Regions from separate parts of the Homo sapiens genome. Here regions 1, 3 and 4 are each linked to region 2. Evidence: chromatin loops called from intact Hi-C (ENCODE). Cell type or tissue: heart right ventricle. All regions are shown on one strand. Each heading gives the region's core, and the rest is flanking DNA. Links, peaks and the distances in the headings are about the cores only. Region 1 overlaps FBXL14 (F-box and leucine rich repeat protein 14). Region 2 overlaps ERC1 (ELKS/RAB6-interacting/CAST family member 1). Region 3 overlaps FBXL14 (F-box and leucine rich repeat protein 14). Region 4 overlaps FBXL14 (F-box and leucine rich repeat protein 14).

Region 1 (7,757 bases), core at 2,758-7,757, 290 kb after region 2:
GTTCAGATATCCCCTAAGGTCATTTTCAGAGGAACCGGAAGTTAGGACATCAACATATCATTTTGGGGAGACACAGTTGAACCTGTAACACCCAGTTATCTCTCCTTTACTTTCAGATGTCTGTCTTTTCTGGGCACAGTTAGTCCTCTGGGCTGCCTTTGCCCTGCACTTTTTTTTTTCCCCCAAGACGGAGTTTCACTCTTATCACCCAGGCTGGAGTACAGTGGGGTGATCTTGGCTCACTGCAACCTCCGCCTCCTGCATTTAAGTAATGCTCCTGCCTCAGCCTCCAGAGTAGCTAGGATTACAGGCGGGCACCACCACACACAGCGGGTTTTTGTATTTTTAGTAGAGACAGCGTTTCACCATGTTGGCCAGGCTGGGCTTGAACTCCTGACCTCATGATCTGCCTGCCTCAGCCTCCCAAAGTGCTGGGATTAAAGGCGTGAGCCACCGTGCCCAGCCTGCCCTGCACTTCTTTTAGCACCATTAGCTTCTGTCACTGGGTGTCTGTAGCCGTGCTAGGTCAGCCAGAACTATGTCTTTATCTTTCCACCCTCAGGGCCTAGAATAGTACATATTTCACACTGCCAGGCATTCCTGAATGCCTGGATGGACGGTCATTGAAATGAATGAATGGATGGGCGGATGGATGGACAGATGGATGGATGGATGGAATAACTAAGGGAGTTTGTCTTGATTTACCTTGCCAACCTTAGATCCCATCATTCCCATTCAAGCAGTCTGTCCTTCACCAAATGTTTGGGTTCAGTTCTCCATACTCTTCCCTTTCTTTCTCCCCTCAAGTTCAGGTTCCAGCCCTCATCCAAGGCCCAGCTCAAGTTCCGCTTCAGTGCTGCTGCCTCCCCTGAGATGTTTGCCTTTTCCTAACTCTCACAATATTGTATTGGTGCCTTTTCTGTGGCACTCTTTGCTTCGGCTTTGGATTATAGTAATTTATCCCAGAACTCTTTCGTTAAAAGGGATCTGACATATGGACTAAGACCAAAATATCTGTGTTGGATCACTTGGGGACATTTTTAAAATTACTACAGATCCCTGAACCCCACACTTAAGATTCCGATGAGCAAGTCTGGGGTGGGTCCCTGGAATATGTACTTCTAAAAGCTTCCCCAGGCAATTGTGATACTCAGCCACGTTTGGGAACCATTAATCCAGTCCAACCTCCTCATTTTATTTATGGGGAAACTGAGGTCCAAAATTGTTAAATTATTTCCCCAAGATCACTTAATTAGTGGCAGAGGCATCCAATTATGTGGTTATGGTTGTCCTAGCTTTTTAATCAGATTTAAGCAGTTCAGAAGCAGTGCCTGTACTTTGCTCATCTTTGTGACCTGTGTAAGTACCACCTGTGCACCTCAGTCAAGACAGGCCATTCACAGTAAGTGCCACTATTAGTGACACAATAGGTGGCTACACTGCACGCTCCAAGGAGACAGATGCCAGGTCTGTTCCTACTAACGTTTATTTCCAGCACCTCACACAGTGCCTGACATGTAGTAAGGTGCTTAATTAATATTGATCAAATGAACAAAGCATCTGCTATACGCCAGGCACTATAGTAGAAGCTTTACATACATCATCTCATTTCGTGTATTCCAACTACAACCCTGTGAAGAAGGCTTTCATATTCTCATTTTAAAGACGAAGAAACAGGGCCGGGCACGGTCACACCTGTAATCCCAGCACTTTGGCAGGCCAAGGTGGGTGGATCACCTGAGGTCAGGAGTTCGAGACCAGCCTGGCCAACGTGGTGAAACCCCATCTCTCCTAAAAATAGAAAAATTAGCCAGGCGCGGTAGCATGCACCTGTAATTCCAGCTACTCAGGAGGCTGAGGCAGGAGAATTGCTTGAACCTGGTAGGTGCAGGTTGCAGTGAGCCGAGATTACGCCACTGCACTCCAGCCTAGGCGACAGAGTGAGACTCTGTCTCAAAAAAATATAAATAAATAAATAAATAAATAAATAAATAAAGATGAGGAAACAGGACCAGAGGCTAGGTCGTCTGCTCTATGTCACGCAGGAAACAATCAGCATAACTGAGCTCTAAAGCCCATTGCTCTTTCTACAGTGCTGCAGGATGGCCATGCTCCACCCTCCGTGCTCTTCAGAAAGCTGGGGGTCATTCCAAAACAATATATGGGGAGAGGTATTCAAAAGCCCCAAATGTTTAGAAGCCTCAGTTTTGTTCTCAGCTCTAACATAGCCTTGCTGCTCCATGAGGTAATGTAAAAGGTAGTTCTACTGCAACTTGTATTGTGTATGTTCTAGAACATTCAGTACTCCTACCACTTGCATGCTTATATGTGTATGACTCGATACTATCAAAAGCTTTACAAGTATTTCATCCTCTTTCCCTTGTGTGTGTGTGTGTGTGTGTGTGTGTGTGTGTGTGTGTGTGTGTGTGTGTGTTTAATGCTATTAAAATTCTCCTCCCTTTGTAGGGCAGCAGTGCCAGGACTAGGGCAAACAGAGTTCAAAGAGTGTCCCGGCATGAACTATTCTAATACCAGGTTTCAGATATGAGCTAATGGCTGAGAAACAGGAGTCAGGGATGTGAGTTGGCCCCACACACCTAGTCCCCTGCCCAGACCACTTGCGCAGTGAGTGGGTTCTTTTGTACCAGAGGAATCGCGTGCCAGGGACCCAGCCTCTAAAAATGACAGGGTTCTGACTCCACTGTCAGGCATGAGAGGGAGACCGAAGTCGCCACATCCCAGAGACTGAGTTTCAGCTCCGCCATCTGAAATGTTTCTGTTTTTTTCTTTCCAATTTGATGTTTTCCTTGGATGCTGGCCTTGAGTTTATACTCCATGTAGACAGTTTCCTCATTCCTCGTGGCCTCCTTTTCATTGCTGTTGCTTCCTCAATCGGTCCTTAGTGAAACGCCAATCTCAGTGGTGTGGGAACGAGTATGAGAGACCTCGCTCTAGGTGCTCGCACGGAACTTCCGGCCCCACAAGCTGACGCCCCACCGTGTCCTCCGTGGCTGCCTCCACCTGCCCCTGCAGCTTTCAAATATGTCTGTCATTGCTTTCAAATTCTCACTTATCTTCCCTTCTTTTTTTAAATTAAAAAAAAATGTTTCAGAGGCAGGGTCTTGCTGTGTTGCCAGGCTGGAGTGCAGTGGGACCATCGTGGCTCACTGCAGCCTTAAACTCTGGGGCTCAAGTGATCCCCCTCCTCAGCATCACAAGTAGCTGGGACCACAGGCGTGCACCATCATGCCTATTTCATTCGTTTAAATTGCCTTGAACAGAATTACATTAATAAGGGCTCTGATCTCATAAATAACCCAAGATTCCTTGGTGTTGAGGCTGGAATCACAGAGCCACCTCCTAGAAAGGCCCATCGAAGCCTTGGGGGAGCCTCAGAACTGCAGGCTTAGGGCGGCTGATGGTTCTTTTCCTCCTGTCTGTGCCAGGGTAGCAAACTGCATATCACAGCAGATTACTTGGAAGATAACTAAATGAGATATAGGGATGAACTCCTTGGGATGCTGGGATATCAGTGTTGGATTTCATAATATGCAACCACTTTTATGGTGAGGGATTTGGAAGCCAACTGCTGTCGGAATTACTGAAGGTGCCAACATGAGGCCAATATACGCAATATAGGCAAAACCTATTTATAGTAATGTCCCAAACACCATCCAAATTCTTTTGCAGTATAATACTAAACTGTTGCTGATTAAATCTTACTGAAGTCTGTAGACCATAAGCTGGGTTTGAATTTTTTTAAAAAGTAAATTTTCTCTGTAGCAATACATTTAATGGAATCTGATCTATATTACTTCTGCCAAGAAGGAATTCAGAATTACCAATTGGAGTTAATGTGGTACAAAGAACTAGAAACCTCTCATTCTCAGGAAATGGACAGGGCAGGGGGAGTCCTTAATGAAAACACTGTGTCAGTAATTTTTGTGGCTTAAGATCACCACGTGTAGTTCCATGGGTTCAGAATAGATTCTCAGAGATGGGGGTTATAGTAGAAAGAGCAAAGGATTAAGCATCAGGAACCAGATTTACCCCTAGTCCCGTAACCCTGGGTAATTTACCTGCCTTCTTTGTGTTCCCATTTCCTCACCTATAGGAATGGAGGGATTGCGCAGGGTGCAGTGGCTCGTGCCTGTAACCCCAGCACTGCTGGGGGACCAAGGTGGGAAGATTGCTTGAGGCCAGAAGTTCAAGGCTGCAGTGAGTTATGATAGTGCCCCTGCACTCCAGCCTGGGTGACAGGGCAACACCTTGTTTAAAAACATAAAAATAGGCCAGGCACGGTGGCTCATGCCTGTAATCCCAGCACTTTGGGAGGCCAAGGTGGGTGGATCACCTGAGGTCAGGAGTTGGAGACCAGCTTGGCCAACAGGGCGAAACCCTGTCTCTACTAAAAATACAAAAATTAGCCGGATGGGGTGGCGTGTGCCTATAATCCCAGCTACACAGGATGCTGAGGCACGAGAATCACTTGAACCCAGAAGGTGGAGGTTGCAGTGAGCGGGGATTGTGCCACTGCACTCCAGGCTGGGTGACAAGAGTCAAATTCCGTCTCAAAAATAAATAAATAAATAATACAAATAAAAACAAACAAAAAACAATAAAAATTGAGGAATTGGGCTAGATAAGTGGTTTTCGAGACAGAACTTTGAGACAGTTCTTACTTAGGGGCCAGTGGAGATCTCCTCTCCTACCCAATTTTCAACTACATAAATGTTATTTGTTTTGCTTCAACATATGATTTTAGTGGAAAAATAGAGTTCTCCTTCTTTAAAAACATTTTTTTTAAAAAACCACTGGACTAGCTAATTCCTACTCCTAAACCTTTGTAATTCAATATAAGGTCTACCCATCAAATTGTTTAGACTCCTGGATGATACTCATGTTTTTAGGAAGGGTTCCTACACCCAAAGCCCAGGTCAGCCAGTTTCTGCGTGTAGGCAAGTTACTGCGTTAGGACTCTTGTACTAGTGTACAATCTAGAAGTTGCATTGGGGCAGCAGGGAGAGAATTCTTATCAGTGAGTGTTTAGCCTCGTTGTACACAGCAGTTACCAGAACAATTAAGAGAGACAAAAGTTCTCCAACACCTTGATCATCTCTGGTAGACAGCTTTGGAAGACACACATACCGTCTACTTCTTCGGACTTCCTAAGCTGTGGAATAGGGATTCAGTGTCTGTGGTATGAAACGGGGTCTGAGAGTTTCATCCCATCAAACTGACAGGGTAATTTTGAGATGGGGCAACAGGAATTGTAATACTGGGGCAATATTTGCTTGTCATCAGTTTGACATCTTCTTGACATGTGCTCTTTTTGACCCCAGTGATTCTTCATTGATCCCCATGTAAGGTGTCCCATTCCCCCATCCACACTGACTCACCACCAGGAATTGTTGTGTGTTCTGAAGAGGCTCAACCAGTTTCATTTGCCTTCTGTTCAGCTTCCCTCCATCTCTTATCCCCAGTCCTCTGTAAATCCTTACTCCTTCATTAAGTATTCCCTGATTCATGGAAGTGACATGATCCGGTTTAGTTTACAAAACCAGGAAATTATTCCTCTGGACCAGAGAGAGAGAGAGAGAACAAGAAACAACAACAAAAAACCCAAATGGAATCTATAAAGGGAAGACAGATATATTCTACATTGTTCCCATTAAAATGGAAACCCCGTGGGGAGAGGAAATGCATCTGTGGAATGTAGAGTGGATTTCTTTCACATATGGGCACTCAGTAAACATTATTAATGAATGATAATGATTTGTCAGTGATTGAAATTGTTTCAGGGCAGGAACAGGGAATGAAATACGTAGACATTCCTCTATCTCATGGGGAAACTGCTAGGCAGGTCATCCAGATGTATTTTCTTTGGGGAGTTGTGAATTCCTTGTGTGTCCAGCTATCACTATGTAATGATATTTTACGTTCTCAGTAATACATATCATCATTATATATATCATCATCTTATATGTATATATATAATACCCCTGTACATAGATATATGTACACATGTATATATTTATATGTATAAAATTAAAGTGTGGAACTTGTAGTTTCCTGTCGAAGAAGCTTGCAAATTGCAATTCCATCCTAGCAAGTAAAAAGCTGAACAGACTGAAAAAGCAAGTCTCCTTGGATCCATAAAGGAAGCGAGGTCTCAGAGCAAACCACTGTCCCCAGAACTGGAGAAACCGGCAGGAGAATGCAGCTTCACAAGGTACCGGAGCAGAAGCCCTGGGCAGCAGCCTCTGCCCGAGCAGTGACAGGCAGGGAAACCTGAGCTGTCATCACCAGAGTGCCGGAGGCGCAGAGCGGGCAAGTCTGGAAGTTAAAGATCCACGGGAACCATGTCGTTGTCCCCTCTCCCTCACCTTCTGGAGCTTCCCCGAGTTCTCACAGTGAATAATGGAGAAAAATCCCCTCGTGCCTCCTGCAGTGGGAAGAAGAAAAAGGACCATTTTGAAAGAGACTGCCGCACTCTGCTCTTCCTAACGAGGTCGCCTCCCCTAACCCCACCGCGGCTTTATCAGCGCCTAACTGACCTGGGGGAAGGGAAACTCCCACGCCAGCCCACTCTAGCCATCTCCCGGCTCACTTAAGGTGGGGGCGGGAGGGAGGACGGAGACTCATTTGTGAATGTTCAGCTGAGGGGTGCAAGCTCACCAAAACTCTGAGGCCTGATTGTAGACTATAGAGTAGACCTTCCCACCGCACACTCACGGCCTCTTTACAGCAGCTGCCTTTACCCGGTCACAGCCACTATCAAGAAAAAGATATAAGACATACTAAAGGGCAAATAGGGCCTGGCACGGTGGCTGACGCCTGTAATCCCAGCACTTTGGGAGGTCGAAGCGGGCGGATCACCTGAGGTCAGGAGTTCGAGACCAGCCTGGCCAATATGGCAAAACCCCATCTCTACTAAAAATAAAAATTAAAAAAAAGGAAAAGAAAGAAAAGAAAAATTAGCTGGGCGTGGTGGCAAGCACCTGTAATCCCAGCTGCTCAGGAGGCTGAGGCAAGAGAACCGCTTGAACCGGGAGGCAGAGGTTGCAGTGAGCCAAGATCGCGCCACTGTACTGCAGCCTGGGCGACAGAGTGGTACTCTGTCTCAAAAATAATAATAATAATAAAATGAAATAAGAATCAAATAACACATGTTGAAGGGACAGAGCAAGCTTCACAACCAGACTCAGAGACAGCAGGGATGCTGGAATTACCAGGCGGGAAATTGAAAGCAGCTCTGATTAATGTGAGGGGCTGTAATGGATAAAGTAGGCAGCATGCAGGAACAGGTGCGCAATGAAAGCAGGGAGATGGGAATCTAAGAAAAAACCAAATGAAGTGACAGAGAGCAAAGCACGGTGACGGAAATGAAGAATGCCGCTGATGGGCTTTGATGGATTTGTGGACTGGACACAGCTGAGGAGAGGATCTCTGAGCATAAGGTTATCTCAATAGAAACCTCCACATGTGAAAAGGGAAAAGAAAACCCACCCACACGCACACGCGCGCACACACGTGCGCACACACACAGAACAGAATATCCAAGAACTGTGGGACATCTACAAAAGGTGTAGCATGTGTAATGGGAATACCAGGAGGAGGAGAAAGAAGAAATACTTGAAATGGTAATGACAGATTTCTCCAAATTAATGTCAGACACTAAACCACAGATCCAGGAATCTCAGAGAATCAGGACAAATGCCAGAAAAACTACACCTGGGCATATCATTTTCAAACTG
Region 2 (7,772 bases), core at 1,564-6,563:
CTGGAGAGGTAGGCAGAAACCAGAATATATAGGATAGTCATGTTAATGATTTTAGGTTTTATCTCAACCACAGTGGTTATCTTTTAAGTAATTTTAAGCAGAAGAGCGGTAAGACTTATTTCCTGTTTTAAAAAGAGTATTCCAGGCTGGGCACAGTGGCTCATACCTGTAATGCCAGCACTTTGGGAGGCTGAGGCAGGTCGATCACCTGAGGTCAGGAGTTTGAGACCAGCCTGGCCAACATGGTGAAACCTTGTCTCTACTAAAAATACCAAATTTAGCTGGGCGTGGTGGTGCACGCCTGTAGTCCCAGCTACTCAGGAGGCTGAGGCAGGAGAATCACTTGAGCCCAGGAGGCAGAGGTTGCAGTGAGTCCAGATTGCGCCATCTCAAAAATAGAGTATTCCAGCAATTATATGAAGAATAAATAGGAGAGTAAGGGTAGAAAGGGCTGAGGACATGTTAGGAAAACATATAATCCAAGGACATGTAGGGTGATGGCAAAGGAGATGGAGAGGTCTATTTGGAGATAAACTCAGCAAGATTTGCTGGTCAATTGCATGTTGATGATGAGGGAGAGGAGAGGGAAGTGGCAAGGTTGATTTCTACGCTTCTTATCACGAGGATCTTTAAGTGGATGGTTGTCTTATTCCATTTAGTGTTGCTATAAAGGAATTACCTAAGGCTGGGTAATTTATAAAGAAAAGGAGTTTATTTGGCCATGGTTCTACAAACTGTACAAGGAGCATGATGCCCGCATCTGCTTCTGGTGAGGGTCTCAGGCTTCCACTTGTGTCAGAAGGCAGAGTACCTTTTATTCTTAATACAAACTACAATTCTTGTAGATTTACTGACACTTACTGATTACCTACTGTCTGCCAGTCACTCTGGTACATTCTTTCTTTATAATATTATTCAGTTGTTAAACAACAGATTCTCAGATATATGTAATGTTTTCTAGGTCGAAAACAAGTGCCAGTTCTTGTTGGGTCCTTTTTCAGAAGAGTAAAGAAGGGCTTACATGTCTTAAACTACATGTTCCTTCTGAGTGAAGCAATCTCTTCAACCTTACCTTATTCCCTTGTCTGGAAAAATCCTACTTCTTCCATAAAACCTTTTCTGACCTTCCAAGTCTGAGTTACATGTCTCTCTCATGTTTTTGTTTTTCTTTTTCTTTTTCTTTTTTTTTTTTTGAGATGGAGTCTCTCTCTGTTGCCCAGGCTGGAGTGCAGTGGCGTGATCTCGGCTCACTGCAACCTCCGCCTCCCAGGTTCAAGCAATTATCCCTGCCTCAGCCTCCCAAGTAGCTGGGATTACAGGCGCCCGCCACCATGCCCAGCTAATTTTTTGTTATTTTTAGTAGAGACGGGGTTTCGCTATGTTGACCAGGCTGGTCTCGAACTCCTGACCTCAGGTGATCTGCCCACCTCAGCCTCCCAAATGCTGGGATTACTGGCGTGAGCCACTGTGCCCAGCCTCTCATGTTTTTCAACTGCACTTGTACTTAGTCCTGTTTTTTTTTTTTAATAACACTGCATTATTATTACGTATTTACTACCTATTGCTTTAAGAGACTGTCTCCATTTTGTCTCCTAGAATGAAAGCTCCTTGAGGGCAGGAGCTGTGTCTTATTTACTGTTGTATCCTCAGCGTCTACCATTGCACCTGGTACACAATGGCATTCAATGAATATTTACTAAGTAATTAAATTATGAGCGAATAAATGAAATTTTGTCCTGACTTAATGTTTGCAGCATCACTGTACTTACTAAACAATTTAGGATTTAATGGTAATTTTATCATATTTTTATACTTATCTAAACAGTGTTTTGAAATGTTTTCTTTGTTGCAATTGCGTTTCCACTGGATTTGATAAACTACTTTTTCATCTGAACAGAAGAACTTAAAGGTGTCAGAATTGTAGATTTAAAGAATTAGAATAGATATTTATGTGAAAGTTATTTACATTTTTGTGCTTGATTTTAAAGAATGGTAGCCAGAGTGGAAAAATACAATTTAGAAATCATTATTATCCCTGACCTGTCCTTCAGTGGCAAAACAGAGGGCTTATATGTCTCAAAAAGTGAATGTGCAAAATTGTAGGCCCACTGTTGTTGACCTCTTAGCTAGTGGGAACTAGCTGAAAGTCTTATGTAGCAGTGAGCCTTCCACTCGGAAGTACCAGGCCACCATGTTTATGAAAACATGTAATAATTCAAAACATTCTGCAGAGCAGGTATAAACTGATTAGAATCATTTGAAAATCTTTTTGATCCTACTTTATTTCCTTTTAGTGGGACTGATGCTTCTGATCATCACTGGTAAATTTGACATTAGGTTTTTCAAGATTTGCCTCATCTTTCCCGGACTTGGAAATAGGTTCATAATATTATTAAGACTGATTCATTTCATATAGTGCTGTAATGGGTTACATTTAATAGTTTACAGAAATCTCTTCTTAACATATCCTAAATTCATTTTCTTTGCTTGCTCTTATAAGTCTTAACTGATTTCTGTGAGACATTCTTGAAATGAGTAGCTAAGCAGTCCAAAAGTGTTACAGATACAAACGTTATTCAGAACTATGTAGAATCATTCTGTCTTACAAAAAAAATAGAGTGTTACGTTGGTAACATAAACGGTGCTTGTAAAGCAGTTTACTGGTTTCTGCAGAAGTTCATCATGTTTGGTCAATGCACAGATTGTAGATACTGTTGTTCAAAGATACTTCATTTTTAAAATGTAAGATGTTATTATGGAACATGATATTGATAAGCATATAGAAAGTATATTTTTAATGTTTCAGGTACCTAAGAGATATGACAGTTCACGATCATCTTCTCTTTGCCGTTGTGTAATCAGTTCAGTCTTTCAATCAAATTCTGTCAAGAGGAACCTCGTAGGTTTCACTGTAGACTCTCGCTCTGCTGTCAAGGAGTTTGAATCCCCTTTGTTATGGTGGCTGGTTATGAAATCAGTCACTTGACAGACCCTGAAGTGAGACTGCTGGAAATACGTCATGTCTGCCTTCATGGTGACAGCTGGTTACAAAACAAACCCCACCACAGCCATTCTGCAATTGACAAGGGACTTCAAAAGCCAACAGGGCTGCCACTTCAAAGAGAATTCTGCCATCTCTGGCTTGTTGAAAGAAGTTGTTAAATGGCTGTACCCTGCCCTACCAGAAATCTCCATGTTTAGACTTCTCCTTCTTTTGATCTTTGAAAGATGTATGAAATGACTTAAGTTAGAGGAATGATAAAGTCTCTAGTAATGGCAACCCAGCACTCTGCATTTTGATCCATTTATTAATGGAAATTACCCAGATATGTTCTAATGACAGGAGGTTTAAAAACTCAATGTCTCAGAGAATGAATGTCCAAAAAAAGAGTTGAAATTTCATAGTATTGTTGTAGCCACCTTAAAAAATCTGGAAATAGTAGGGAAGAAAATGAAACTCAGTGTGTTTTTAAAACCTTCCATTTCTTCGTGTAATTTTTAGCCCTTTTAATGGAATCAGATTCTGAATATTGATAGATTAGAAAACAACACAAATCTTTAATCATAAGATTAAATTTCATGGTTAAAACGGACATTTCTCCACTTTTAGTAACTCTGTACTTAAAGTTTGAAGCTACCTTGTACTATATTTAAAGTTATATTCATCCCTTTCTGCTGAATACAATTTTAAAATAATTACCTTGTGTTTATCTTAAACAATAAAAAAAGCCTTAGAGTTTTAATAGAACCCTTAATAAAAGGTCAGAGTGCTAACAATCAAGGGAAAAGGCAGCAACATGAACTCTTTCTTTTAGAATACGGATAGCCCTAAAAGATGGAGTAATGTTTAGTATACTTGAAAAAGAAAGCAGAAAACTTTATAAATAATATAACAGTAAAAAAAAAGTGGAGATTTTATACTCAACATGAACTTGGAGTGTAAATTAGTTGGAATTTAAAATCCTTCTAAGTGAATGGCATGACCTTTTCCTAATTGTATGTTTTCTCTCTCATCCTATGTGTATAGGAAGATAAAGCTAAAGATCTTTAGATTCATTTGCCCTGATCTCCTATTTTCTTATTTCTCTTAAAATATCTCTTTACATAAAATTTTTAGAAATCGAGTTGACAGAAGCTTTAACGACTGTAACTTCCTCTATAATTTTACCAGATGGGGTCAGTAGATAACTACTAAAGAAATTCTGAAGCAGAACTGAAGCCCCCAGGAAATAACCCCATGACATAGTATGACCAAAAAATTCTCTAGAAACATGAGTAGTCGCTCTTCAAGTAATGCATTTGGATTTGTCTTTTTTTGTTGTTGTTATCTTAGTTTCTTCCTCTAGAAAAACCTCCAGAAAATTTTTTTGACAAAGTAGTACATGATATTACTGTCCTGGAAGTCCAGGAAATATCTATGCCTTTAAATTTAGGCTCGAGTTTTCATTTTATTCAGCAAAAGGACTGTATCTGTGTTTTCAAAAGTTAGAGCGATGTGAAAAAATTAAGTCCAGTGGAAACAAACCTTTGGCACATCCAAAATTAAACCCCAGAAATGACTGCCAGAAGTCTATGGATACTGGTTTTCAAAGCAGACTTTTTTTTTTTTTTAATTTTATTTTATTTTATTTATTTATTTTTTTTTGAGACGGAGTCTCGCTCTGTCGCCCAGGCCGGACTGCGGACTGCAGTGGTGCAATCTCGGCTCACTGCAACCTCCGCGTCCCGGGTTCAAGCAATTCTTCTGCCTCAGCTTCCCAAGTAGCTGGGACTACAGGCGTGCGCCACCATGCCCAGCTAATTTTTGTATTTTTAGTAAAGACGAGGTTTCACCATGTTGGCCAGGCTGGTCTCGAACTCCTGACCTCATGATCCACCCTCCTCAGCCTCCCAAAGTCCTGGGATGACAGATGTGAGCCACCGTGCCCGACCAGACATGTTTTTATACCCTATACTCTATCTAAACTGCAGAGCAACTTCTGTAGCAGGAAGCACTCTTGGAGTCTATGTGGTGGATCTATACCAAGGGATATATCGTTCGCTTGTAATGAGTTCTTGGGGTGTTTGGCTCTTATTTCTTTTCTCCTACTGAGAAGTTTGATAAACCAAGTTATTGATCATAGAAGCAGTCATCCAAGATACGGCTGAAAGTAAAGCCTTGGGAGCCAGATGGCTTCCCGCTGATTTTTATATGCAGTTTATATTCTCCTTGGCTGTGTCTTCCTGGATGTTTCAATGAAAGATATTTTTTTCTGGAGAAATGTGCACGGTGGGATTTATCCTATTCAACAGATAGTTTTTGTGTGTGTCATGTCCCAAGCCCTATTTGGACATTCAATTGTCCCTTCCTCTTGTCTCTACCCTCTTTAATAAATGAATAAAGATGCATTAAAATTAATGTAAAGTGCTTCGGATTAGAAGTCAAGTGACGTGGATTCTAATCCTTGTTCTGTGTACTAACAGTGATTTGGCATAAGTTTTGTAATCTCTCCAAGTATCTGTAATCTCACCTAGATGGAAGAAATTATTATCCCCACAAGTATCCACTCACCACCTCACATTGAGATAAGTATTTGCAAGGGTTTTAGTCGCTTACAAAGGCAGCATACAAGTGTTGAGCCTTATTATGGCCAAAATCACACACACACACCAGACATGCGCAAACATACACGTATCATATATGCACATACATACACATATTATACACGCACTTACGTGATGTTTATGAGTTTCCCTCTTGGTGTCCTAGGGTTACCAGACATAAAATCCCATCCTTTTACTTTTCTCCCTTGGCTAATAGTATACTTTTGATAAGGTCAAGTAAGTGTCATTTTATTTGCCAACATTGTGTTTCTAACAACTGTCCAGGGTTGTGTTGAAATAAATTTTCTCCACAAAATGTGTGTCTAATTAATGAAATGTCAACTTTATTTATTTCTAGGTGGCAGTTTGGTTTTTTTCACCATTGCAAATGAGAAGAATTAAAATTTCCAGTTAAAATGGCAGTGAACTTTTATTTTTGTTAAAAACTTAAGGAAAGTGTTTGAGTCTGTTTTACTCACATTATTTCATTTGATCTTAGAAGAAGGGCTGAATCCCTACATGGTCTGTTTTGTTTGCTGTTTTCCGAATAAAATGCAATAAATATTTTCTCCATTTGAGATGATCAGATTATTTAAACTAAGAAGGAAATTTCTTTCCAAAACCTGGACAAATTATATAGCCATTCAACACTTGCTTTATTCTATTGTGTTAACTCCCTAGCAAAGCAAAAAAAAAATGCCTTTTCAGAAGAGAAATTATCAGAGCTCAGAGTTCTAGGGATGGTCTTTGTCATTCCACCTCTATTCATATTTCATTTCCTAAATTAGACATTTGTCACAAACCCTAATGAAATATTAAGAGCTCTCAGACCCAGATGCAGAAGAAAGCATAAAATGGTGGTTGCCACATCTTCTTTGTTACTACTGCTGGAGGAAGAAAATGCAATCTATTACTTAGATTATTTCTGTCCTCCCTTCTTCCAGGAGCTTATGTGTACCCAGTAGATCATTAATTTTTTGTGTTAATTGATTCCATTACAATCTGTTGCTGAAATAAGCAAATCTTGGGAGATAAATAATATTTTGCTGTCAAAGCATGATGTAGGCTGACTTAAAAATAGAAAAAATGAAATAATATTCTGCTGAAAAGATAGTTTGTTTTCAGGGCATTAATTCAGGTATTTATTTTTTAGTTTTGATGCTGTGCTGTCAAAGTCACCTAAATAGAATTGGCAGTGATGAAACACTGGCCCGTCTTAGCCTCTTTCTAACATCAGTGACGCAAGATACTGAGGGTCATAGCAGCAGGGGGATGTTTGCTTTGAAAATGTGCATCCACATTTTATTGTGTCTTATTTTTCAAACCCTACTTAGGAGTGATGAGTGCTTATTACGGGATTTATCTTCCTAAGCCTTCTGAGTTGATTTTTTTTTTAAATAAAAGGAAAATTGAGATGGCTTGAAAAAGAAGCATTTCTTTCACACTGATACGTTTCCACTCTCTTTTAAAAAGAGTGGGAATGGGAACACTCCCCAGAGTGACTCATGAGATACCATTGTGGGTGATTTTGGTAAACACTGATACATGGTAGCAAAGCAGCGCTCAGTGTGTACAGCAGGATGGAGTCGGACTACTCAGCTTGGAATCCTAGCTTTGCTTTCTCTGTATGACCTCGGACAAGGCACTTAAACCCACTAACCCTGTTTCTTTTGCCATAAAAATGAGGATAATAATACTTTATACCCACCATATAGGATCATTTTGAGGCTTTAATGAGACAATACATCTAAAGCACTTAGAACAGTGTACTTCAAAGTAGACAAATAATGTAAGTAATTATTATTGCAATAACTATAGTTATTCCATAGTTATAAAATACTGTACTGCCGGTATATATCTTGTCAAAGAATTACCATGAGTTGGCAAAAAGAACGTATTGGAAAAAAGAGATTTCTAGTGTAAATGATAGCCTAAAGCTCTCTTGGGAAATGTAAATTCAAATTTTCATTAGCAATAGTTGTGAGATCCTCTAAAGGAATTTCCTAGGAAAGGATGATAGAATTTATGTATGTAGGTATATGTGTATATATGTTTTCACTAATACTTCAAAAATGCTCCTCCACTCAAGAGCTTGTTACCTTTTTTTCTTCATAATTATAAAACAGTAGGTTTTAATCTGGAACTTTGTTCTAGTCAGGGAAACCAGTGGACTTCTCAAGTGACAATCT
Region 3 (5,000 bases), core at 1-5,000, 300 kb after region 2:
TGCCTCGTGCCTGCTTGAACAGCTGGATGTGGGCAGGAGGCTGTGGGAGCGGGCCATGCCAGCAGAATCCCGCCTTACTCTGGGGACTTACTCTTGTCACAGCCCCTGGTGTCCTGAGGGTCATTTCAGTGTCATGTGAGTATTACTGTGGCTATTGGAAAGGATTTGGTACGAGTTTATTTGAGAAGTTAGGAGCTTTTTTTAAAAAAAAAAATTATCTTTGATAAATTTAGTAGAATATTTTGAAAGTACTTTTTGGACAGTAATGAATGAACAAATTGCTCCTGAACTAGAAGGAGGGATCTAAACACATCATCTAAGTACAACAGTATGTCTGAAAAATATCTCTGCTTGTCTTTTATTTGCCCTTTAAAGTCTGTGCAAACAAATGTGAACAGCCTCAGGACTCTAAGAATAATATTTTTCTATGGATGTGTATGGACAGATAAACAAAACCCCAAGGGAGAAAAAACTTCTATTTAAATAAAAATAAAGATCCCCTACAGCTCCATCCTCCTTTGCTCACTGGGTTTGCTGTATTTCATTTTGAGATAAAAGTAGTTTGGATGATTAACAGTTGAACAAAAAGAAAGTATTTGTGTCTGTCTAAATCTATCTCTATCAATGTAATCTATCTTATTTCTCTAATCTTATCTATCTGTCTTATCTATCGACCTAACTGTCCATCTGGTTTTGAATATTCCGTATTCCAGCCATAAGTAGTAGATCTTTTGCATCCCTGGGGTTAATGGTTCCTTGAGCAGACACTGACACTGTGCCGTTCGGGATCCCGTGGGGAAAACACCCTCTTCCTCACTGGTCAGTGATACCCTGTGCTCACAGCTCTACTCCCCCTCGGAATCTCCTGTCTGAAGCCCCTGTAGGACTCTGGGATCCTCCGAATCGGCCCTCTCCAGCTCCAAGCACACTGGGATCCTTGCCGCAGGAGGTTGCTGTTGGCTTCTGCCCATGCTGTGGGTCAGGATCTGCAGCCAACAGGCGTGGGAGCTTAGGAAGGCACCTGGTGGTTTCTCGGTAGGAAAATAGTGTGGAGTGTGTGCAATCATGTTTGAGGAAGCGTCATGAGAGGGTCACTGTCTCTGTGGTAGTGTCCTTAGGGAACCGTCTTTGCCTGGATCCTGGGGTCAGGTTTGGCATGAACTCTGAACTTCCTCCCTCCGCAGGATCTTCAGTAGAAAGGTCCTGTCCTGAGGAAATGCTCAGAGGCACTTCTCTTGCTGAGGAAGCCTGCCTGGATGTGTGTTTTTGTCCTCATGGAGATGCACATGACAAATTGTGTGCAATGCCTCAGCACAGCCCAACAGGTTTTTTCTGTTTACACTTAACTAGCCTACGACAGCGGGAGGAAACCTTAAATATTTCCTTTTCTTCCCACAAACGCTTTATCTAATAAAACAAAATTACTGCAGATGAAGCAGGGAGTGATTTAAATCGTCATTTAAATCAAGGACCTGATTTGGTTTGGCCTCCCTGGGGGACCTTTTAGCTTGTGCTATGCTGATAACGTCTCTACAGACTAAACCGACCAGAGCAGAAGGCAGGGTGGCAGTGCCCGTGGTGGGGTGGACAGCGTGGGGGCCGGCAGTGTCAGTCACTGAGTGCTGGGTTGGCCCCTCACTCCTCCATATTTCTGTACCAGTAAAATAGGTTGAAACTGACATCGAGGGCAGCTTCAAGAAGGTGGGGAGAGACCACGAGGGCAGTAATGCAGAGGCTGTCACCCTCTGGAGCTACTGCTCGGGGACTGAGAAGGAATTCAGTCTTGAATACATGTTAACCTCAGTTCCCGCTCCTTATCTGGACTGGCTGGCTCCCTTCTGCGCCAAGAATCTGAAGCCCAGCTCTGTAAAGCAGCAATTCCCAACTATTTTCCCCCTAAAATACACGAGACGCACTCCCATGGGGCCTATCTAGATTGCAGGCTGCGGCACAGATAAATCAGGCTGTGGGTTGGGCGCAGTTCCCAGTAAAACCCCACTTCTTTCTCTCCCACTCAAGAAAGCAGACCTCCATACGCGTAAGTGGGAGATGGTGCTCTGTCGCCCCAGCCCTTGGCGGGGGACTCGGCCTGTAAAAGCTGCCAAATAAATATTTACTAAGTGAAAGATAGCCCTGAATCCACACTAATTTGTATTTTTTTAAAGTCATTCATAAACTTTAGCATTTTAACTATTAGTTAGTAATTAATCCCAATAAACCGGCAGGATTTTGTGATTGTGAAACTGCTGCAATGCGTTGGTCAGCAGGAATATTTGTTAGCATTTTTATGGGCTCTTAAAGTCGTCTTAGCTGTGTTACTGATAAAGCCAGCCACAGGCTTTATCAGTCCTGCCGTTGGCTGTCAGCGCTGCCTGGATAAACTCCTCATCCTTCCCGGGAAGAAACTTCTAGCAATGCTTAAGCAGGAGGCCAGGGAAGAGAGAATCTTGATACTGCCTGCTCACCATAGGCCCTCTGGGGGCCTGCCCTGTGTGGACAGATGCTTCATTTCATGATCGTATACAAATCGAGAGCAAGAGTCTCCTAGCCGCGCTGAGCGTGGGGCACTTGCCACCTCACTGCTGTTGGAACTCTGGAGTTGGGGCCAAAGGATGTAGCCCCTCCTCGGGGGAGGGCAGTGGGGTCAGGTGAAGATTCAAGAGCTCCTCTTTGCCTTGTCATCTAGTTGTCCTATTCTGGAGGAATTTTAAATAAGGATTTAAAAAAAAAAAAGGACTTATGTATTATTTTAAAGAGCAGCCTTGAATAGGCAGGCATATTTTAGTAAAAATAATTTTTTAACCCTGCGGTGTGAAGACTGCCAGTCAAATACAGTGATGGTCATTATCACTCACCTGCCCCCGCCCCCAGGCTGGAGGAAACAGAGTGCAGAGTTAGAATGCTTCTGGAGCATTCATGGCTGCCGGGAGATGCCCGAGAGGACGTTGAGGGCAGGGCAGGGTGAGCAGGGAGCTAGCTCACCTTAGGAGTGCAGAGACCATCCCAAGCAGGGTCTGCAGACACTGACTTCAGGTGACCAGGCATGGAGATGGCAGGTGAAACAGGTAAGTATGCCCCAAAAATGATGGGAAAGAGTGAACTGGGATCACTTAGAAATCGGAAGCAATACAACAAAGGCTAAACATATTTGAGTAGGAGTTCAGGGTAGACACGCTCTTGGATATCAAGAGCATAAACAGAGGAGCTAACAAAAACACTGCAGAGAAGCTCCATCGCCCCCTGTAGTTACCCCACCTAGCGTGGCTGGGAGAAGCTGATACTTCTTTTCTCCGTGGATTCAGGGGCATTTCCCACCTATTTTAGGTATGCCAGTTTGACACAATGAACTTTAGACGTAACATTTCATAACTGCGATATAATTTCCTTCTGTTTTTAGGCCTTGAACAAAATTTTCTTTAATGGGAAAGCACACATTTTATACTGAATTCTAATTATGTTCATCTTGTTTTTTGAATTATTTAGCTACCTCTAATAGAGAGTCTGAAAGATGATTACATTCCACAGTACTAACATTTTCAATGGCCCTGAAAGACGTGAGATGCATTGCTGCTACTATTTTATCAAATTATTGTTTCTAAAATGCTGTTTTACTCTTCTAGTAGGAAGAGTGACTTTTAAAACAATGGATATTGGCTGGGCGTGGTGGCTCACACCTGTATTCCCAGCACTTTGGGAGGCCGAGGTGGGTGGATCACCTGAGATCAGGAATTTGAGACCAGTGTGGTCAACATGGTGAAACCCCATATCTACTAAAAATACAAAAATTAGCCAGGCATGATGACAGGCGCCTGTAATTCCAGCCACTTGGGAGGCTGAGGCAGGAGAATACTTGAACCTGAAGGCAGAGGTTGCAGTGAGCCGAGATCGCGCCACTGCACTCCAGCCTGGGTGACAGAGCAAGACGCCGTCTCTAAAATAAAATAAAACAATGGATAGTTTGTCCAACATGGTATGTTAAAAGCGCAGAGAAGCTGAAGAATGATGATGAAGACTAAAATAACGATGATAAGCAAAGAACTAAGCAGGCATCTGTGCAGTGATTCAGGAGGGGTGTCCATGAGGGGCGGCTTCGGAGCAGCTCTCCCTGTAACTTATCTCACAGTTCCCTCCTCCTTTAAGGAGTCAGACCACGGTGGGCTTTGCTTTAGAGACATGCCACTGTGTGCTTTGTTGCTCGTGACTATCCCTTCACCTTTCTAGAGGTGCTCGTCTTCATGTAAAGTCGGGTGAAGCTTTTTCACTCCTGGAGAAAAGCTCTTACAACATTTTTGGGACAAGGAGCAGGTGTGCCTCAGCGAGCCTGTCATTATCTGGGGAGGGGGCTCCAGATAACACACTTCTACTTGCTTTCTTTAGGGAAACGACATGGTCTCCTCCTGTAACACTCCCCAAAAGAAGTATGAAAGCCGACATAAAATACGAATATGATCTTTGCATTAAGTATTAAATATAATACCTTCAATGTAGTATTTGTGCTTCTCTCTATCCAGTTCTCAGTTGTTTAGGGATCTTCTGAGGGCAAACCAAAAATGTCAGTAAAGCAAAAATATATCAATAAGGCATCATACTGACGAAAACAAAACCAGAGGTTTTAAAAAATAATCTGGGCCGGGCACGGTGGCTCACGCCTGTAATCCCAGCACTTTGGGAGGCTGAGGTGGGTGGATCACCTGAGGTCAGGAGTTCAAGACCAGCTATGGTCAACATGGTGAAACCCCGTCTCTACTAAAACACAAAAATTAGCCGGGCATGATGGCGCACACCTGTAATCCCAGCTACTCGAGAGGCTGAGGTGGGAGAATCGCTTGAGGGGAGTGGGAGGTTGCAGTGAGCCGAGATCGCACCATTGCACTCCAGTCTCGGTGATAGGGTGAGACTCCATTTAAAAAAAAAAAAAAATGTAGTTATCAATTTTTTGTTTTTGACCAAAAGTATTTCAGGAACTTTGAAGAAAGGACCTGAAAATTATTACTCAGGCT
Region 4 (5,000 bases), core at 1-5,000, 300 kb after region 2:
GAAGTATCAAGCGGAAGGCAGCCCAAATCAGGAAGGACTGCAAGGTGTTGTTGATACCTGCTTCAGTGTGTAGACGGCCGTGGGACTGGCCTCATTGCTGTTATGTGTGGCCACGTCGCCTGGAATCCCCCACCCACAACACTCGACCCCTCTCGACAGTCTTCATAGACGGCGACAGGAAATTCAGAAACTGGGAAATGGCCATGCTGGAGTCCTTTAATGGGCGAATGGACACCTTTAGGGTGGGGGGTGGGTGTGCTGGTAGCAGCTAAAAGAGTACAGAGGAAGGTTAGGAAAGCAGCAGCAGTGGCTGTCAGCCTGCAAATCAGTGTCCGGGCTGTGTGGATTTGCAGACTGAGCCACGGGAACCTCCTGGGGAGAGGGTTTGGGGAAGGTCCCCTACAAGAGAAACGTGCATCATCTTGGGATTACTGGAGCCCTCAGCTATACCTTCCTCTGCAAAACGGAGCACAGAAACTGGAGTCACGTGGTTTGGATGGAGAATGTTGAAGCCAATAGAGTAATTGCTGCCTGAAGGGCCCATGTGAGGAATGTCGGAGCCGGCCTGTCCCGGAAATGCTTTTTCCTATGTGTCCTCTGTACACTGTTGCTCTAGCTTCCCGGCAGAAATGGGGTGTGGATGAAAACAACGTTGGTCCTGACGGCTGTGAGCACAGAACTAGAGTGACAGCCACATGCCTCCCGTAGGACATTTTCAGGCTTGCAGTGCTGCCACCTCAGAGGTCTCAGTCACACCAACATCCTCACGCCAGCCCAGTGGCCACATTCGCAAGAGATTTGTCTAGAGTCAAATTCAAAGGTTGTTTCTGTGGTTACAGAAAGAGGGCCTACCTTCTTGAAAATGAAGCCCAGGGCCGGGCCTGGTGACTCACGTGTGTAATCCCAGCACTTTGGGAGGCTGAGGCGGGTAGATCACCTGAGGTCAGGAGTTCAAGACCTGCCTGGCCAACATGGCAAAACCCTGTCTCTACTAAAAAATACAAAAATTAGCCAGGCATGGTGGCACGTGCCTGTAGTCCCAACTACTCAGGAGGCTGAGGCAGGAGCATTGCTTGAACCCGGGGAGCAGAAGTTGCAGTGAGCTGAGATTGCACCACTGCATTCCAGCCTGAGCAACAGAGTGACTCTGTCGAAAGAAAAGGAAGGAAGGAAGGAAGGAAGGAAGGAAAGGAAAGAAGGAAAAGAAAGAAAAGAAAGGAAGAAAAGGAAGAAAGAAAGAGAAAGAAGAAAGAAAAAGAGAAAGAAAGAAAGAAAAAGAAAAGAAAAGAAAGAGAAAGAAAACGGAGTCCAGGAAAGCTGTTCTTGGAGGCTATGAATCAAGGAGCAGCCCTCCCAGTTCTTCCGAGGAGCAGCTTTAGGAACTGCTGGTCCTCAGCGTTCACACATTCCCCTCACTCAGTTCTCATTCTGGCTCCTCAGCCAGCCCCGTTTTCTTCTTCTTGGCTTTGTGCAGGGTGATACGTGTTTGCTTTTCTTTCCTTTACAACCTGTATTCTCTGTTTGGGGTGCCTTCCCTGAATCTGTATTCTTTCAGTGTAGTCACTAAGAATGGCATATTTCAGCTATTACTTTCCAAAAGTTGCGCAGGGAGATGTTCTGCTTTCATAAGACCTTCACGGATGGTGCCAGGAATGAATGTAATTTGCCTTATGCACAGGCCCCAAGTCCCTGAAACTTTTCCTTTTTTATTTATTCTCTAACCAAAAATGACGTCTATATTACAGAGCTTATAAGCTGTGGCTCCTCTAGCCAATACAGCTTGGTAGAAGCATCTGCAGGGGATAACTGCCTCCACCTTTTTTCCCACTTCTACACCTGCCCTTCCCACTCACAGTTTGATTCCCCGAGGCCAGGCTGTTGAGTACCAGGAGGGCAAGACCCGAAGGCCTCTCCTGCCCTCAGCCTGTCTCTTCTTGTGCCATTCTACGGAATCTGGCTACATTGGCTCAGAAGTTATTTTTGTAAGTTCTGCTACCTTGTCCTAATGTCAGTTTTCTGTAGGAGGAATTTAGGTCACACAAGCAACTTTACTTCTTCGTCAGGGCTGTTATTATTTTCATCTTCATAGACTCTCTTATATTTTATGAAGATGTCTTCATCTGGGCAATAAAGATACTCCTTTTAATAAAAATTAAAAAAAATTAAAAAAAAGATACTCCTAAAATTTTAAAATGTTTTTTCCTGAAAGGCTCTCTAGAATTTGTCCTCACAGATACACTTCTGATTTTTCTTTTGTAATAAAAAAAACTAGCTCTTTTTCTTGCTGTTTAAATTGATACCTCCATGTATGACTAAAATTTTTCCCATTTTCTTCCTCCCAAACTCCCCAGATATGGCAATCTAAGAAGGATTTGTATGAAGTGCCCTTTAAGAAGAATTAGAAGTTTAAAGAGAAAAAAAAAAAAGCATTAGAAGTTAATGTTTGATTCTCTTAGCTCCAAAAGCAGAGAGCTGCAAAATAACACCTGGCTCTGGGGAGTAACCTCACTGATATTTTAAAATTCAATTTCATCTTTTCCAGGAAGTGAAATTCCTCATTTGTCAACTCTTACGCCTGGAGGAAATACTTTGCGGGTGCGGGTGAAAGAGAAAGGACCAGAGGGGATTTGTTAGATGGGAGGAGGTTGTGGTTCCCCTTGGGAAATAGCTTCCAACTCACAGACAATGCTGCCACCTACTGACAAGACCAAGACATGGGACGTGCAGACTTCGTGGATTTCTCCACTTTCTGTCTTCCACAGTGGAGGACATTTAGTTTTGCATTAACCATACTTTATTGTACTACCTTATATTGGACCCTAAAATCATGTTCATAAACTTGGGGTAAAGAAAAACACAAGGTCGGACTCCTAGTTTTAATAACTCCAGGACAGGTGTGGATATGATTCACAGCTGCTTCACAATGGGGAAGGTAAATTGTGTGTAAGAGGGTTTTTTGTTGTTTTTTTAAAGGGCTGGGGAGGCTGAAGCAACAGTCCAGAAGGAGACAATAACAGTTTTCCAGCCCTACCTTTCAATAATGTGTAGTGCTTGACTTTTACCTCTTAACCCACATATGCACATTTTTATTTCTAAAGAAAGCAGTTGTAGGCTCCTGCAATCTCAGCACTTTGGGAGGCCGAGATGGGAGGATCACTTGAGCCCAGGAGTTGGAGACCAGCCTAGGCAGCATAGCGAGACCCTGTCTCTACAAAAAAAAAATAATAATAGTAATAATGGGCATGGTGGCACATGCCTGTGGTCCCAGCTACTCGGGAGGCTGAGGTGGGAGGATTGCTTGAGCTCAGGAAGTCGAGGCTGCAGTGAGATATGATCACACCGCTGCACTTCAGCCTGGGTGACAGAGCGAGACCCCAACTCTAAAAATCAATAAAGCAGGGATGAAGCTGTTTGCTGCTAAATCCTGTGTCCTACGTTAATGAGTTTCTGCAGTTCCCCTTGTGATTCCATTGAAAATTAGACCCTTCTGTGTAGGGAAGAGAGAGGCCAGCTGCCTTCCTGGGGGTCATGCTGTTCTGATTGTTGACATCTGACCCTGAGCACAATGGCAGGGCATCTGTCTCAAGTGCACAGACATCAGCTAGGGCTGGAAGAGCCAATCCTCCATCTACTCCAGGCTCTGGAAACTTGAAGACCTTTTCTGCTTCGTACAACCGTCAGCTGTCAGCTGGATGAAGTTCAGGGGGCCACAGAACTTAACCATCCTGCTTTTACAGATTCCTGAAAACTGGCTAAATTCTGTGCATCTGAAGTAAATTAGGAAAGGTAGAAATTGTCACTTTCATCTTGTCATTTTCGTGTTGTTTGCTTAAGACACACGTACTGGCCATCTTGTCGTTGTTGTTGTTCACAGCAGTGGAGTTTTGGGCAATGAAGTTAAGGTTTAAATTACTGAAAGCAGAAATGCTTGTCTTCCATCTGAGAACATGAAGCATTTATTTGAGGGGCGTTTGCGGGCTTAACTGTTACAATTTCTCCCTTACTTTACTCATGTGTCCAATTTTAGCCTCAGTGATTGTTCTAGAGATTCTCAGAAATAGCAGGACTAATTTTTTTGGCTCCTCCCTGTTTAGTGACTACGTCTCAGAAAGCCTTGCCTTGGGCTAGAAAAAGGTAGCAGATGTGTGGCCGGGCGCGGTGGCTCACGCCTGTCATCCCAGCACTTTGGGAGGCCGAGGCAGGCGGATCACAAGGTCAGGAGATCGAGACCATCCTGACTAACATGGTGAAACCCCGTCTCTACTAAAAATACAAAAAATTAGCCGGGCGTGGTGGCAGGTGCCTGTGGTCCCCGCTACTCGGGAGGCTGAGCCAGGAGAATGGCGTGAACCCGGGAGGCAGAGCTTGCAGTGAGCCAAGATTGTGCCACTGTACTCCAGCCTGGGCGACAGAGCGAGACTCCGTCTCAAAAAAAAAAAAAAAATGTAGCAGACGTGTATGTAAATAATGCTAGTTTGAGGCCAAGATTTCCTAAGGAGAAATATTATGAACCTTGGTAGGAAATATTTCCTCATATCCTTTTTAGATGAGAAAAACAATGTTTTCCAAGCCATAGTAATTCCACATTAATATTTATGAAAAATTAATGTGGTCTCAACTGTTTTCCCACAGTCCAGTTCCAGTGTCTCAGATCCATGATGTAAGGAGTAATTGTTGACACCCCACTGTGTGGTAGGTCTGATCCTTCTGGAGTGTGGATTACGTAAATGGGGGAGTAATAAATATAAGAAGGTGCCTAGTATTAACAAATTAGACCCTTTTACTCTTTCTGGACAAGTGGGATTTGTAACTAAAACATCTGTGAAGTCAAGCCTTTTTGCCCTTGAATGAAGAGAAAATAGCTAGAGTTTTTGCAACTTGATTCTACTTTATAAAAGGATTGTGTGGCAGGTATTTATAGCATGTGAAATATGTGTGAGTTCCTAGCTTTGAAGCTCTCATGAGCATGTACTTCCAGCATTAGTATTCTGCATTACTAT

What was found. Hi-C counts contacts between places; a loop is a spot of excess contacts. Peaks named below come from ENCODE experiments on the same cell type or tissue, not always from the same donor. Only the 100,000 strongest peaks of a DNase experiment are listed, where the experiment ranks them.
Region 1: it touches region 2 in a loop (1.8-fold over the local background); 7 of 110 quality-filtered maps call a loop at or near these places.
Region 3: a loop joins it to region 2, with 2.2 times the contacts of the local background. A loop is called at or near these places in 27 of 110 quality-filtered maps.
Region 4: a loop joins it to region 2, with 4 times the contacts of the local background. A loop is called at or near these places in 30 of 110 quality-filtered maps.

What each region holds. Positions count from the first base shown.
Region 1 is chr12:1,560,366-1,568,122 of GRCh38, forward strand. It overlaps FBXL14 (F-box and leucine rich repeat protein 14), which reads right to left. Exons shown (of 2, transcript NM_152441.3): 2 at 5,628-6,445. The coding sequence ends at 6,383. Among named protein-coding and RNA genes, the nearest start is that of FBXL14, 30 kb to the right of the region's middle. In heart right ventricle, for the core only: no CTCF peak of the experiment used is centred there; no DNase peak of the experiment used is centred there; H3K4me3 peaks cover 379 bases.
Region 2 is chr12:1,275,062-1,282,833 of GRCh38, forward strand. The region is part of intron 14 of ERC1 (ELKS/RAB6-interacting/CAST family member 1); the gene reads left to right. Among named protein-coding and RNA genes, the nearest start is that of LINC00942, 220 kb to the right of the region's middle. In heart right ventricle, for the core only: a CTCF peak has its summit at 4,185; no DNase peak of the experiment used is centred there; H3K27ac peaks cover 249 bases.
Region 3 is chr12:1,574,707-1,579,706 of GRCh38, forward strand. The region is part of intron 1 of FBXL14 (F-box and leucine rich repeat protein 14); the gene reads right to left. Among named protein-coding and RNA genes, the nearest start is that of FBXL14, 17 kb to the right of the region's middle. In heart right ventricle, for the core only: no CTCF peak of the experiment used is centred there; a DNase peak (open chromatin) is centred at 1,913; H3K4me3 peaks cover 1,411 bases; H3K27ac peaks cover 1,899 bases.
Region 4 is chr12:1,580,970-1,585,969 of GRCh38, forward strand. The region is part of intron 1 of FBXL14 (F-box and leucine rich repeat protein 14); the gene reads right to left. Among named protein-coding and RNA genes, the nearest start is that of FBXL14, 11 kb to the right of the region's middle. RefSeq lists an enhancer at 700-749. In heart right ventricle, for the core only: a CTCF peak has its summit at 2,713 (motif pointing left); a DNase peak (open chromatin) is centred at 2,662; H3K4me3 peaks cover 487 bases; H3K27ac peaks cover 538 bases.